2 separate regions of the Mus musculus genome follow, and region 1 is linked to region 2. Evidence: chromatin loops called from intact Hi-C (ENCODE). Cell type or tissue: left cerebral cortex. All regions are shown on one strand. Links, peaks and the distances in the headings refer to the core of each region. The heading gives the core; the rest is flanking DNA. Region 1 overlaps Csnk2a2 (casein kinase 2, alpha prime polypeptide). Region 2 holds the start of Mmp15 (matrix metallopeptidase 15).

Region 1 (7,175 bases), core at 3,147-5,646, 100 kb before region 2:
AAGGGTGCACCTTGCTGTGATTCAGAAGTTGGAAGGTTAGACAAAATCCAGTTTCTTTCCCTTTTCTAACACCAGTATTGATGTTGGTTGGTTGGTTGGTTGGTTGGTTGGTTGGTTGGTTGGTTGGGTTAGCTGGCTGGCTGAAGCAAGGTCTCACTTGCCGTGTAGACCAGAGCTGGTCTTCAACTCACAGAGATCTACCTCCTTTAGCCTCCTAAATGCTAAGACTCCTACTTATCAATAGAAAATGGAAAATAAGCCAGGAGTGGACATGGATATCTCTAATGACAACATCAGGGAGGCTGAGGCAGGAGGATCATTGAGTTTGAATCCAGCCTGGCAATCATGAGATCCCATGGAAGCAGAGAGACAAAATCATAATGTTCCAGGGGAAATGTTTACTTGGTTAAAGCATGGACTTAGTATTTAACACGCTGGCTTATCTGTAAGCATGTTTTACCTGTGTGCATGCATTTGTACCATGTATGTATTGCTGTCTGCAGAGCCAGAATAGGGGTCCTTTGAAACTGGAGTTAGAGATGGTTAAGAGCCACCATGTGGTTGTCAGAAATTGAACTCAGAAGCTCTGGAAGAGCAATCTGTGCTCTTAAAACCACAGAGCCATTCTCCAAAGCCCTAAATATACCTATTTGGATGACAAATCCTGGAAAACTATGTTTTTAAATAAGAAATGTATAGCTTATTTTCTGAAGTAAGTTTTACAATAATTATTAAGGCATACTGAATTTTCAGGTATAGTGTAGATTTGTATGGTTTAGAGATTTATTTGTTTGTTCATTTGTTTGACATGGTCTTGCTGCATAGCCCTTTCTGGCCTCAACCTGAGTGCTAGGATTATAGATGTACACCACCATGCCCAGCTTCAGTCTTCAGTGCAGTATGCAAAAGGAAATACTTGGCTGGTGGTCTTCACACATTGTCATATGAAACCATTTGTTTCTAAAGCCAACTCTCTTAAATCTACCTAAGCATCGTTGATTGCTTAGTCACCACCAGGCTGTACTTACTCACAGTTGAAAAGACTGGGCCATAAGAGTGATCCAGGAAGATTGAACCGACTCCCGCTCAGATGTAGAAGTTTTAAACAGACTCTGTTTGTCCAGTGATTGAGCCGTTTTGTGTCAGTACACCATGGCTGACCTGGGTGTGACAGGTTGTGAAGGTGCTGCTATGTGAGGTACCAGTGAGAGTGAGCCTCAGCGGCTTCACAGTGCACCGTTCTAAGGGGTCCTTGATGTTGGGTCAGCAGAGAATTTATGTAGAAGAGAATTTTTCATGTTGTTTAGTCTCAGAATAGTAATGGCTCACTGTTTTCCTTAGACATTCACGGAAGCGCTGGGAAAACTTTATCCATAGTGAGAACAGGCACCTTGTCAGCCCGGAGGCCCTAGATCTTCTTGACAAGCTCCTGCGGTACGACCATCAACAGAGATTGACCGCCAAAGAGGCCATGGAGCACCCATATTTCTGTGAGTTTTTTGTTTTTCTTTTAAAGTATTAATTACTTTATATTGGTATATAAGCGTACATTGTAGCTGTCTTCAGACACACCAGAAGAGGGTGTCAGATACCATTACAGATGGTTGTAAGCCATGTTTTTCTTGCTGGGAATTGAGCTTAGGACCTCTGGAAGAACAGTCAGTGCTCTTAACCATTGTGAGTTATTAACCACTCTCCAGCCCTGTGAGGTTTTTTTATTTTGTTTTGTTTTTGTTTTTGGGTTTTGGTTTTTCAAGACAGGGTTTCTCTGTATAGCCCTGGCTGACCTGGAACTCACTTTGTAGACCAGGCTGGCCTTAAACTCAGAAATCTGCCCGCCTCTGCCTCCCAAGTGCTGAGATTAAAGACGTGTGCCACCATGCCCGGCCAGCCCTGTGAGTTATTAAAAGACAAAATTGTCACTCTTTATTTTCAAGGTCAGTCAGAACACTAGATGTCTGGCATCAAATTTTATTTATTCTAGATCACTGAGGCCACTTTATAGATGATTTTTCTTAGTTCCCAAAGGTGTTTGCTTATTCACTAGTAGTAGTACCTCTGAGGCCAGGCTATCTACCCACTCTCATAACCCTGATCTTATAGACTGAAGGTATCTAAGATTTGTTTTCAAGCATAAAATGTGTATAAAAACTTAGTCAGCAATATTTTTTCTCATTTAAAAAAGTAGTTAGCGCACCCTTATGTGTTTCTAAAGGAAGCAATGTGTGAATAAGAGGGCTCTGAGGCGAGGGAGCAGGCAGTGTGACAGCTGGACTCTGCCCTCTGACATCTCGCACTGCTTACGGTTTGAGTGTAGATCTCCCCATTGAAACTTCACATACACTGACCACGTGCTTGAAGAGGTAGCTCAGTCTAGTCCTGGGTGAGGCTGGAAGGGATGATGCTGGGTAGCGACTTGACTCTCAGTTCACTCTGAATCAAGATGAACTCTGGCCTGTAAGGTTTGGGTGTATTGTCTGACCACTGTGTGCTCTTTTCCTTTTTACCTCTGGAGTTTAATATTAACTAATATGAAGAATATATTGCTATGGTTTCAAACTTAGAGCAGAAGTTTAAGGTGACAAAAAGTGTAAAGGACTGTTCTTTTAGCTTTCTGTGCCTTAGACAGGTGACATTCAGTTGTCTGCACAGAGTGGTGGCACACGCCTTTAAATCAGCCACTCAGAAGGTAGTCAGATCTACTTAAGGCCAGCCAGGAACACATAGTAAAACTCTGGGGGTTTTTGAGGTTTTGTTGTTGTTGTTGTTTTTTTAAAGTCAGGTGTGCTGATGAAAATACCTTTAATCCCAGGACTCAGAAGGCAGAGGCAGGTAAATCTCTGAGTTCAAGGCCAGTCTGGACTACAAAGTGAATTCTAGGATAGCTAGCCAGGGCTACACACAGAAACCCTGACTCAAAAAAAAAAAAAAAAAAAAATTGCCGGACAGCGGTGGCACATACCTTTAATCCTAGCACTTGGGAGGCAGAAGCAGGTGGATTTCTGAGTTCAAGGCCAGCCTGGTCTGCGGAGTGAGTTCCAGGACAGCCAGAGCTACACAGAGAAACCCTGACTCAAAACATACAAAACCAAATAAATAGAAAGCAATATTAGTGTAAACAAATGGATGTGCATATGCATAAGGATTGCATATTTTAAGCTATCTAAGGTGTTGGTGTTCTGTCTGGACTCCACCCCCACAGTTACCTGGCAACAGCAAGGCCCACTATAAAAGGGGCTGTGTGCCCCCCATAAGGTATACAGTGAGATTCTGTCTCAGAAATGATAACTAAAACAATCTGATGAATGTTTCACATAATTCATTATTTGGTTATTATCCAAATAAACTATGTATCTCACTGCTCCTTAAAGTCAGTAGACTGGCTCTTTTATTCATCTTTTCATAACATGCTTATCATATATGCTTTAAAGAATTTAGGGGCTGAGTATGATGTTGGTACTCAAAGAAAAAACTGGAATAAATGTGAACAGTTGTAAATTAGGGTTTCTGTGCTTTTCAGCAGTTGGATCTATATTCTAAGGAAGTAGAAGAATCACCTAGAAAAAGTTTCCCAGTGAGCATGAAGCCACCCTGGCTGAGCAGGAGGATCAGGGTGAAGAAGAGGGAAGAGTTCAGGGCTAGTTTGAGCTCCTTGTAAAACTTCATACCCAAATCCAGTGTTCAGTAGGAATTGAGACAGTGATTTAGTCGTAAATTGATTGCCTAGCATGTGTGAAACTACACCCTGCTTTGAGGGAGAAAAAAATAAGGAATTATTTCCTGATCCTGCCTTGATGCCTGGTTTTTGTGTGACCTGAGTCCCACATAAACGTGCATGTAGAAGAAGAAAGGCAGATTGGCCTCAGTGCTGGTGCTGATGTGGGGAACCTGTGCTTTCTTGCAGACCCGGTGGTGAAGGAGCAGTCCCAGCCTTGTGCTGAGAACACCGTGCTTTCCAGTGGTCTCACCGCAGCACGATGAAGCCTGGGGAATCGACGGTAATGCGGCACTGATGCTTGCCAATAAAACCAACCAACCAAACAAAAACTTGAAGGAAACTACAGTGTGATAAAAAGAAATTCTAATCATTCCTTCTAAAGGCAAAGAAGAGTAAAGACCTAAAGTCTGTCAAAAGCAAGAAACTCCCCAGTACTAGTCTGCAGGGAGCTGGCTGTGCAGTGTGGCAGAGCGCATAGTTCAGGATCTGAGGGACTCTCCCTTTGGAATGCATGGGAGATGAGAAGCTCGGAGTTGTTGTACACGTACCTGCGTTTAACAGGATACCACTGTTGAATTAATCCGTTCGGTCAACAAGCTCTGAATATCTGACTTCCTATCTATTCCATTGTGGTCTGATTTTCTGTGAGAATTCAGGCTCAAGTTTTAGCAAAAGTCAGCAGTCTATTCTGACACACCAGCCTCATTTACAAAAAAAAAAAAGGATTAAAACAGTGACAGTATTTTTTTTAAGCTCTTTTACAAATTCATGTGTTATGTATTTTTTTATGACATGAGCTCTCCAGGAAATGTACCTCGTTCCTGCAGTTTGCTTCTAAGTGTATTCATTGGGAAGCAAACCGCCGTTGCTCTCGCCACGTCCTCTTTGGTGTCAGAAGATGGCACTGTAACTCTCGAGATGCCAAGAACAGGTCCCAGGCTCGTTAGATGTTCCATGCTGTGTGCATGACTTGGGGCTCACCTTTATTGATTTGCCTAACTATTGAATCTTGTTGCCTTTTTTTTTTCCTCTCTCTCTCTCTCTTTAGCTTTTTTTCCCCCTGGCCTTGTAAGAACCTCACAGTTTCTCAGCACATCTTTGTGAGGGCGCTACTTCAATGCTCCACTTTAAAACAAAGACTATTTTTGTTCACTACCATAGCTATAGCTGGAAAGTTAGTCTTCAGGCAGGTCAAAGAGGGAGGAAAACAGTTCTATTAGGATTTATTTAGGAAAGACCTCACGGGTGTAAAAAGGCCGACCACCATCTTCCCTCCCCTAACCCTGTGACAAACAAGTCTGGCTGCAGTCAGGATGGTGGGCAGATGGAGCTCTGATAGGTCATACATGAATGTGAACGCAAAGACATCTCTTGCATGCGGCTGCTAGCTGTGGGTAAGGCTGTCCTGGAACTCCTGCAGCTGGCTGGAGAGGGAGAGCCATGGCTTCCGGGAGGAAGTGGGGCTCCTGGAGCAAGTGTCAAAGCTTTACAGATCCACTGTTACCTTCACGTTAGCAGAAGCTAAATTTTGTTTTTTGTTTTTGGTTTTTTGTTTTTTTTAAATAGGGCTGATTTGATTTGTGGGATTGGTCACTGACATGGTTTGCCAGCTAGTCCCCTCTCCTTGGCTGCAGCCACGCCTCAGCACTGGGGACCTAACATGCTTGAGATATCCACCACATCACACTTAGGGTTTCTTCAGAAACTATTTAATAATGCCACACATTTTTATAAGGTTAGATTGTTTGTTCGAAACATCTGTTTACATTCCAAATTCCAATAAATTTGTATTGGTATTGGTAGCAGGTCCATTTCTAAATGCAGATTCTATTTTGTTGTTTGGTCTGTAGGAACTTAAAAGGCAAATGTAACTCTTCTCTTGATAGTACAGAGTTGAGTTTATAGATGAAAATAAGATCTTGGGCCAGTGGCATGGCAGGTATAGATGTTTGCTGCCAAGACTGATGGCCTGAGTTCAGCCCCAGACCCATGTGGCAGGGGGAGAACCTACTCCGTGAGTTGTCTTCTTCCCACACCTGTGCTGTGGCATGTGAACACATACACAATAAATAAAGTTTTTAAAATCTTTAAGATCTTTATAAAGCAGGACATACATTCAGTTAAGGTTTTTATAGAGCTGCTGCCTCCTCGCGTTGAGCCCTGTGTTCCCATGTATATATTTGTTCTTCCTGAGAGGTGGAAACATAACATGGCCGAGACATGACCAGTGTTAACACATCAAGTATTGGGGATTACCATGGCTATTCTCATGTGCTGTCACAGGCAGCCTGGATCCTTGGTGGTCAGGGGATGACCCAAGCTCCTCTTCCCTCTCTCTCTCTAAGTTGTTCAAGAGCTTATTGGAGGGTCTCAGTTGAGCAGTAATCCCACCTCTTTGCCCTGGGTCCTCCAGAGACAGTCCAAACATCTGGGAAAAGAGTTGGCCATATTCCCCCACACACACACAACCACTCCCCCCAGCCCCCTGGAATGCTGGGGGGAGGCCCTTGAGTGACAGCTGGGGGCGGGGCGTGCAGCAGGGACTGCACTTTACCTCTCCCGCCTTGGGCTTGAGATGCTCCCCCTGGGTTTGTACTTGATCTTAGGCTGACCTTTCCCAAACTGCAGTGTTAGTGGACCTTTCCTGCCTGTCTCACATCTCCCTTGGTATATATGTAACATGTATGCCCGGCACAGCTTGCTCCAGCCTCCTGGAGATTTTCCCTGGGTTTTAAAGAGTGTGTATGAGTAGTGGTGAGGCTAGGAAATTTACCCATCCAGTATCCTTTTTATATTCTTTTTAAACTCATCTCATAATTCTCGTTTGTTTCATTACCTTATTAGAGGTCAAAAGTGCCTATGACAAGGACTTAATTATTTCCTAATGAAAAGCAAAAAAAAAAAAAAAGACCCCACAAAAACCTGTGGGGAACAGGGTAGTGTTGCACTGTCATCTCAGGTATGCCTGTGTTGAAGAGTGCACCTGGTGTAATAAGAAGCCGCTCCAGGCCCAAGTTCCTATCAGTTTCTCTCCTTGGTATCCACAGGGAGTGCGACCGCAAGGTTGCCTGGACTAAAAGCCATGCTGAGAATGAGAAGTGTGTTGGTGACAGTTTGTCCTTTTCAGGTGCCAGTCAGCTGACCTGCTCCCGTCCTTGTAGGTGGCTGGGTAGAAGCCAGGCCTGGTGGACCTTACCCTAATGTCCATGCTTCGGGCACATGGGTTCCCTGGTTGAAAGGGAGAAGGTACTCTCAGTCCAACTACTGAGAGAAAGGAGCTAGGAGTCCCTGAAGCTTAGAGAAGGTGGCTGGCTGTTGGGAGCAGGTGAAAAGATCCTGTAAGGACAGTGTTGTAAAGGTGGGCCTTAAGAGCTCATACTTCTAAGGATGAAACTAGGGGACACTAAGTTCCTGTTGCAAATGCCTGGAGAGGACACTGCCCCTGGCTGGGGTCCTG
Region 2 (7,175 bases), core at 3,012-5,511:
CCTCGTCACTCGTAAAGCCCACATTGCGCGGATCCGGCTCTCGAGGAATCGCGCGGGCTAAATGACTGGAGGCGAGGGATAGGGGCTGCGGAAGCGGCTGCAGGGACTCAAGCTAGGGCGGGTCAGTGCCCCGAGCGGCTTTCAGGGTGCACAGCAGCTGCGAGCTCTGTGCTCCCAGGGCTTTGGGAAGAGGCGCGCAGCAGAGCTCTGACCAGGGAGTGGCAGCCTGCCAGTCCCGCTTTTTCAATCAGGCTCTCCAGCCCAGATCGGTCCTCACCCCCTAAGGCCGGGTGCGTCTCCCCCCACCTGCAGGTCCCCGCTGCGGCGGGTGTGGTTCGCACTACATCCCTCGGGTTCTTACCTCCGCGGCGTACACTTCGGCGTCTTTAGACGCTGTACCATGGCCCAGACAGTCCAGAAGCACCAGTAGCAGCGGGAGCAGCGAAGCTCGGCTGCTGAGGCAGCTGCCAGTGCAGCCTGGACGTCCGAGTGCGCTCCGGTCGCTGCCCATGCTCCTAGGCAGTCAGCCCGGTCCTGAGCGCTGCACGCGGGGCTAGCTGGCTGGCCCGCACCGCGTCCTCGCACGCGGCTGGGAAACTTGCGACGCTCCCTGGCTCCCGGCCCCGCGGGCGCGCGGCGGACCTCCGGCTCCCGGTGCCTGCCTGAGGAGCTCAGGTCCCCTCTGCCAATTCCCAAACCGGGTGAGAAGCGGGCAGGGCAGGTCGGGGCACGCGGGGACTCGCCCGCTGGAGAAGGGGACCGGCCGAGCTGCACGCCGCAGAGTCTCGCAGCGTCGGCGCGGTGCGCCCTGGCCCCGGCCCCCGAGAGCAAGCAGAACTCCAGAGCCTTTGTCTGGCTCAGCGCTCCGGCCGCCCGGTCCCGCGGCGCCCCCTGCGCGCCCTGCACTCTCTGTCCATGCCCAAGGTCCTCCGCGCTGCCCAGAGTGCGCGCTTCCCTCTGGCGACTCCACTAGCTGCCGCGCCCAATCGGGCCTGGATCCCCAGGCAGTCCCGGGAGGGGCGCAGGGAACCGGCCCGACAGAGCGACGAGCCCGCCAGCCAGCTAGCCAGCGCCCGGCGTCCCCGGCGAGTTTGGCTCCGCAGCCCTACTCCCAGTGCGCGGCGGGAGCCGCGGTTCTTAAAGGGCCAGTGTGCTCCCTGTGCGCAAAGCCAGGCGGAGGCTGGGGGCGGGACCTAACCCGAGGCTTCTCAGTAGCAGGTGCCGCCTGCGGTGACCCGGCAGGTGGGTGACCCTACTCCATTTTTCCTGATGGCAGTAAACCTCTCCTAGCCTGCTTAGCTCCTATCTCTGGGGAGCAGGAGTGACCCATGACTCGACCCTATGCTGAGGGAGGGCGCAAGGAAGGCGAGATCTCCCTTGGAGGGAGGCGAGAGGACATTCAGATCAAAGTGGGACAGAAAAAGACTTGGGTAAGGACCTGAAGTACTGCTTTAAGCTTTTAAACATGGCAATAAAACTCTGGGGGTGGGGGGAAGTTGGAGGAGCAAGTAAGATGGCTCAGCAGGTAAAGGCCCTGGCCACTATCAAATTTGTCAAGTACGGCGAAAAACTTCGATCTCCAGGACCTACTTGGTGAACCGATAGAACCTGTGCCACCGTAGCGCTCGTTAGACCCTACACACCCACGCAAGTCCCAGAGCAGAGTGTCTTAGTCTCTTTAGTAAATTTCCCCAGTGGAGAAGTCTGGGATTAGGGCGCCTCTGGGGCGCCTCTAGTGCTGAATGCAACCTAGAGCGCACGCTTACAAGGCGTGTGAGTCTGCATCCTTACTCCCTGCCCAGTGGATAAGAGCAACTGACTAGATTTTTTTCTGAGTTTCAGTGTTGGGCTGAGGGTTCCGGTTCCTAGTGTGCACACATTTCGTTTCCAAGAAAAGTCCATTCCACTATATTTGGTCTCTGTGCCCGCGAGGCCCATCGGAACTCCGGGTGGAAGGGCAAACCTTCTGGGGAAGCTGGGGCTGGATTTTAATTTTTACTCCGGCGTGGACGCTAAGGTGATCGAAGGGCCACGGCAACTTCGTCCAACCCCAGGTCAGCCCTAGTGTCCTTAACTGGGGGAATTGGTATGCCACTTGAGAACCAGGGCAGAAGGCAGCACACTTTATCACCTCCCCACAGACTAGAGAAATGGTGTTTACCTTCCCTGAGGGTGGTCTTTCCTAGAGTTGACTCTCTGGATGCCTCCGACCCCTCTCACCTCTCAGAATCAGGAGACCTGGCAAAGGACCTTATGGCTGGTTTGAACCCACTCACCGGCTGAAGGAAAATAAAGCATACCCATTGCCTGGCCTACTAACAGCTCGAGGAAAGGAGATGGGGATTTAGAGAAGAGGTAGAGGCAGTCTCTCCCCTTCCCACTGGTGGACCTCTCTGTTGGGGGTCCCTCGCCGGGAAAACCAGCTGCTGAATTTTCTAATTAGAAATTTGATTTTGGGGCTGGTGAGATGGCTCAGTGGGTAAGAGCACCCGACTGCTCTTCCGAAGGTCCAGAGTTCAAATCCCAGCAACCACATGGTGGCTCACAACCATCTGTAACAAGATCTGACTCCCTCTTCTGGAGTGTCTGACAGCTACAGTGTACTTACATATAATAAATAAATCTTTAAAAAAAAAGAAAAAAAAAGAAATTTGATTTTGACAAATGTCTAGTGTCTGGTGAAAAACAGCCCCTTTTCTGTTCAGGTGTACTGCATCTGTTTGCCAAATTTATTCCCAACTTTTTTTTTTTTTTAAACTGAGTTTATGGGGCTAACTCGGAATAAGAAAAAAGAAAACCAATCTCACTCGAGTCGGCAAGATTTGAGAGACTATGATAAGTCAAATCTGATGCCCCCCCCCCATTGCCGGTTGTTCTAGCTGTAGGAAATGGATCCCACCCCCCCGTCCCTTTCCCCTCCCCACCTCAAAAAAGTTTTTCCCAGACAGTATTTCATTGTGTAGCCTTGCTGTCTTGGACTTCACTCTATAGACCAGGCTGCTCTCTGATTCACAGAGATCCACCTGCTTCGCCTCCCAGGATTAAAGCCGAATACCACACCCAGCAGCAGTGGAAATGGATCTTTATGTGAGAGATTCTTCAGAAAACTCTGGATTTCAAACCAGGTCTCTGGGTTCCCGGCCCAGGTCGACTTCACTGGAATCTGGAGCATTTTGTTTCCCATCTAGGTTTGCTTTCTTATTTGTAAGAGGAGGACCCAGATTCAGCGCTCTTAACCTTTGAGCCATCTCTCTAGCCCCCATTACCTGATTTTTTTTCCCCTATCAGTTTTAGAAGTATGTAGCTATGTGGTACACTCCCATTAGCTTTGCTGTCAGTAGCCCCTAGGATGAAAGGGTCATGGGAGAATAGGTGGCCTGTTTTTCAGACTTGGAGGCAGCTCAAAGGGACGGGAATGGGTTGGAGAGATGGCTCAGTGGTTAAGAGCATTTACCTATTCTTCAGAGGATGCAAGTTTGGTTCCAAGCACCCACATCAGGTAGGTCAGAATTACCCATGACTCTGGCTCTGGAAGAACATGACCCCCTCTTCTAGCCTCCACACATACCTGTGTAGATATGCACACCCCAAACCCATCCCTGATGGGGCTTGAAAGTGCAGAACACATTATGCCTCATTTCCCTACCTCCAGCCACCCTCCCATGCCTCAGACCACCCCATTTCTTTAATCCACAAAAACCTCTATGGTGGGGAAGGTTGGTTTGACACTCTTGCCTCTTCGTATTTGAGCACTTATCACTTCAGTGACTGGTACTGTGCCAGGCTGGCAAAACGGGACCCTTTCGGTCAACAGGACAGTCTTTCGGACTGTGGGTGCCAGGAGAAGGAAGAAATAAACAAACCACGTACTTTCCCTCTCTCTTGGAAACAGAGCTGGGGTGGTCTAAAGAGGCAGAGGAGAAGGCTTCGGTGCCAGATGGAAATCAGCCAGCCAGGCCTGGAGATGAGCATCTCACCTCCCTGCCCTGCAGGGAGCAGCTGAGGTTGCCAGAGCCAGATGTGTTGATTCTGTACTCTCCCAAGCGCGATCAAATCCTCATCAAGAACAGTTCTTCCCCGAACACCACCCACCTAGCGGTGGACAAGCCTGCTCTGGCCTTCCCTCTCCAGTTGTCTCTTGGGTTTCTGGAACACTTCTCCTCTTTTGGAAGGAAGCGCCCCGGCTGCTTCTGCCTTGTCAGCGCTCCACTCTGGAGGCACACTGCATGTCTGGGTGCCTGCCAAGCAAAGGCTGCCAGCCTCCTTAGGCACGGCTTACATGCCCATCCCCCCCCCCCCCCCCCCAGCACAGCTCAGACTTCCTTCCTCCATTACCACCTCCACTCTCTATTGAAGAGCTGCTTATTGATCTTGGCCCATTTCTCAAAGTGGCTGCACTTTAACTCCACTCGGCACAGACACAGACGACCTGCAGAGCCACATCCTCCCCCAGGGGAGCAGTCCTCAGCGGTTTGGACAAGTACAAGGGCCGGGGATTCTACTCCGCACACCTCCCGTTTCCCCTCTGATCACCCAGAGGGCCAGACCTGGGCTGTTCTATGGCCCAGTTCAGGGCCTGGCACAGAGCAGGTGTCAGTAATGTGACTTGGGAAGCTAGGGTTGCCATGGTGCCTGTAGGCTAGAGAACATGCCTAGCTTCTTCTCCAGTGTGATTTCTGATGCCACTGGCACCAAACAGCAGGTCAGCTGAAGCCAGTAGATTCAGGTGTGGTGGCATTCAGGGAACAAGGCATGAATGTGTTCTGTAAGGCTAGGGAAAAGGCAGGGTTGTGAGGACATGAGTCACAAAGTGGGAGCCAGAGCACAGGCCTGAGCAGAAGGTAAGGGAGGGGCTGGGCTGGGCTGTATCATGGTGGAAGCTGAGGCTAGGGTTGAGTCAGGTCCTGATGTTCTCATGTCCCCAAGCAAGCCACGTAACTGTTCTTCCATAGTAATTACCTCAACCCAGGTTGCTTTCCCCGGGCTCAGCTGTGAAGGCCCTAGGAAGGGCTTAGTACAGGTCATCTGGTATAAAGTCTAAGTGTTGTGTCGGAGGAGTGAGGATAGCATCTCCCTGGGACATGCTGAAACCCAGTGCCACTGGTGAAGTCCTACAAGACATGGCAACCCTATCTTCCTATTTTCTTGCGTAGGGGGATGTCTGTATATGTGTGTGCAGAGGTAGACATGCATGTGCACACGGCTGTGCACATGTGCAAGCCAGAGGGCAAGCCTAGGCGTTTGTTGTTCCTTGGGGCCATCCATGCTGTTATTTGAGACAGGGTCTCTCATTGGTTAGAGCTTGAGAAATAGATGGGGCTGGCTGTCAAGTAAGCCCAGGGTTCCTTCTGTCTTTCTGCCTCCCCAATGCAGAGATTACAAGTGTTTGGTACCACGGCAGCTTCTAAAGGATGGGCTCTAAGGACTGAACTCAGGGCCTGACACTTACAAAGCAAGAACATCACTACCTGAACTAGCTCTCCAGCTCCCACTTTTTAAAAACTTTATGGGTCTGGGTGTTTTGCCTGCAAGTATAAGTACCACATACATGCCTGGCACTGGAGAAGTATAAGTAAGTACCACATACATGCCTGGCACTGGAGAAGGCCTGAGAGGGGCTGGAGTCAGAATGGCTGCCACGTGGGCTCTGCCGCCATGAAGAGGCTGGAGAGAACTGTCTCCCGAGGGCTGTTCTCGGAACTCGTGTGCCTGCACACACACATACATATGCTAAAATAAACAAATACCTAAAAATCTTTGAAGTCGTAAGAGCCTCCCAAGAGCCCCTGGACTGTGAAACACAGCTGGAGGGGAGATCAGAGGCACCACTCACCTTTTAAAGTAGAAGTAGTTTAAAATAAGACACCACATTAAAAAGGCAGATTTTATTTGTTGAACATAATTTAAAACTGTAAAAAAATATTTCTTCATCCATCACTAGAAATCCCCATGACAACTAGAAAGGTTTGGCTCTTTGCCCTGGTAGGAGCTTGATGGAAAATAAATTCTCCAATGCCTCCCTGGCCCTCTCCCCACTTCCCACCCCCACTTTGAAAAATGCTCAGCAACAGGGGCAGGGGTGCTCTGGCTGGAGGGAAGATGCCTCTTTGCATCTCTGGGAAAGCTGATGGGGAAAGTAGGGGTCATGGGTGTTGGAGGCCTGGCCAGCAGCCATAGCCAAGCCAAAATGAAGCATCTGCTGGGCTCTCCCCAGGCACCTGGCTGGGTAAGTGGGAGGAAGGAATGAAGAAAACTGCTGCTGACCACAAATTAGCACCCTGTGCCCTGGCCCTGAAATGACCTCTCCTGGCACAGGACGGGATGAAGGGACGAGGTGATAAATAAAGGAGATTAAAGAGAGGCTGACAGACAACGGAAGCCCCAGTCTGACACAGGTGGGTCAGAACACAGGGATCTAAAAAAGTGGTTGACGGCCAAGGGCATCAATATAGATTACTGCAGTGGAGAGACCTCGGTGGGGACTGAGCGTGGGTGGGCTCCCCAGCCAGGCTCATTTGACTTTCCTAAGAAAGTGGAGGAAGAATTAGAGGTCCGGGCTGCCCTCTACTGGTGATTTCTGGAAATGAGCACATTACAGTAGCAGCCTACCAACCTAAGGACCAGGAGAGAGTGAGCAGCCCACTAGATCAGTACTAAGTGTGGGATTAGGACTCCTGGCTGGGGCATCCCACAGATGGCAGCAAGTTCCTCCATCTCAGTCGGCTTGTGGAGAGGCACGGGACAAGGCTCACTTCAAAGGCATGGAGAAGAATTTGTTCCCGGACTTGCAGCGGACCTGGTTGGCCAGCACACGTAACAGCATCTCAGAGTCTTCAAACTCATCCACGATTTCCTTCAGCCAGCAACAGGGAGATGACAGCTATGTTAAGGGGAGTCAGACCCAGAGCACCACAAACAAAAGCAGTCCAGTACACTGGGCAATTCTGAGAGGGTCCCTGGTCATGCAGAACTCCGGGCTTGGCAACCATCATCTTGTCTAATCATCTTACAATTGTATGAGGTGGGGCCTATTGCCTCAGCTTGCAGATGAGGACAGTGCCCTGGGGACAGTGACTACTGTGAAGCTTGGTTCGGTCTGGGCCGAGGCTCCTGGAGCTGGACATCAGAGCTCTTTGCTGTCTTCAGTATGATCAAGCTGAGGGGAAGGTACCCAG

What was found. Peaks named below come from ENCODE experiments on the same cell type or tissue, not always from the same donor. Only the 100,000 strongest peaks of a DNase experiment are listed, where the experiment ranks them.
Region 1: it touches region 2 in a loop (5-fold over the local background); 12 of 42 quality-filtered maps call a loop at or near these places.

What each region holds. Positions count from the first base shown.
Region 1 is chr8:95,450,173-95,457,347 of GRCm38, reverse strand. It overlaps Csnk2a2 (casein kinase 2, alpha prime polypeptide), which reads left to right. Exons shown (of 12, transcript NM_009974.3): 10 at 1,342-1,490; 11 at 3,905-3,998. The coding sequence ends at 3,981. Among named protein-coding and RNA genes, the nearest start is that of Cfap20, 19 kb to the right of the region's middle. In left cerebral cortex, for the core only: a CTCF peak has its summit at 4,596 (motif pointing right); a DNase peak (open chromatin) is centred at 4,599.
Region 2 is chr8:95,346,205-95,353,379 of GRCm38, reverse strand. It overlaps Usb1 (U6 snRNA biogenesis 1), which reads right to left. Exons shown (of 7, transcript NM_133954.2): 7 at 5,867-6,853. The coding sequence ends at 6,749. Mmp15 (matrix metallopeptidase 15) reads right to left here and starts at 1,084. Exons shown (of 10, transcript NM_008609.4): 1 at 362-1,084. The coding sequence starts at 511. In left cerebral cortex, for the core only: a CTCF peak has its summit at 4,116; a DNase peak (open chromatin) is centred at 4,205; H3K27ac peaks cover 1,075 bases.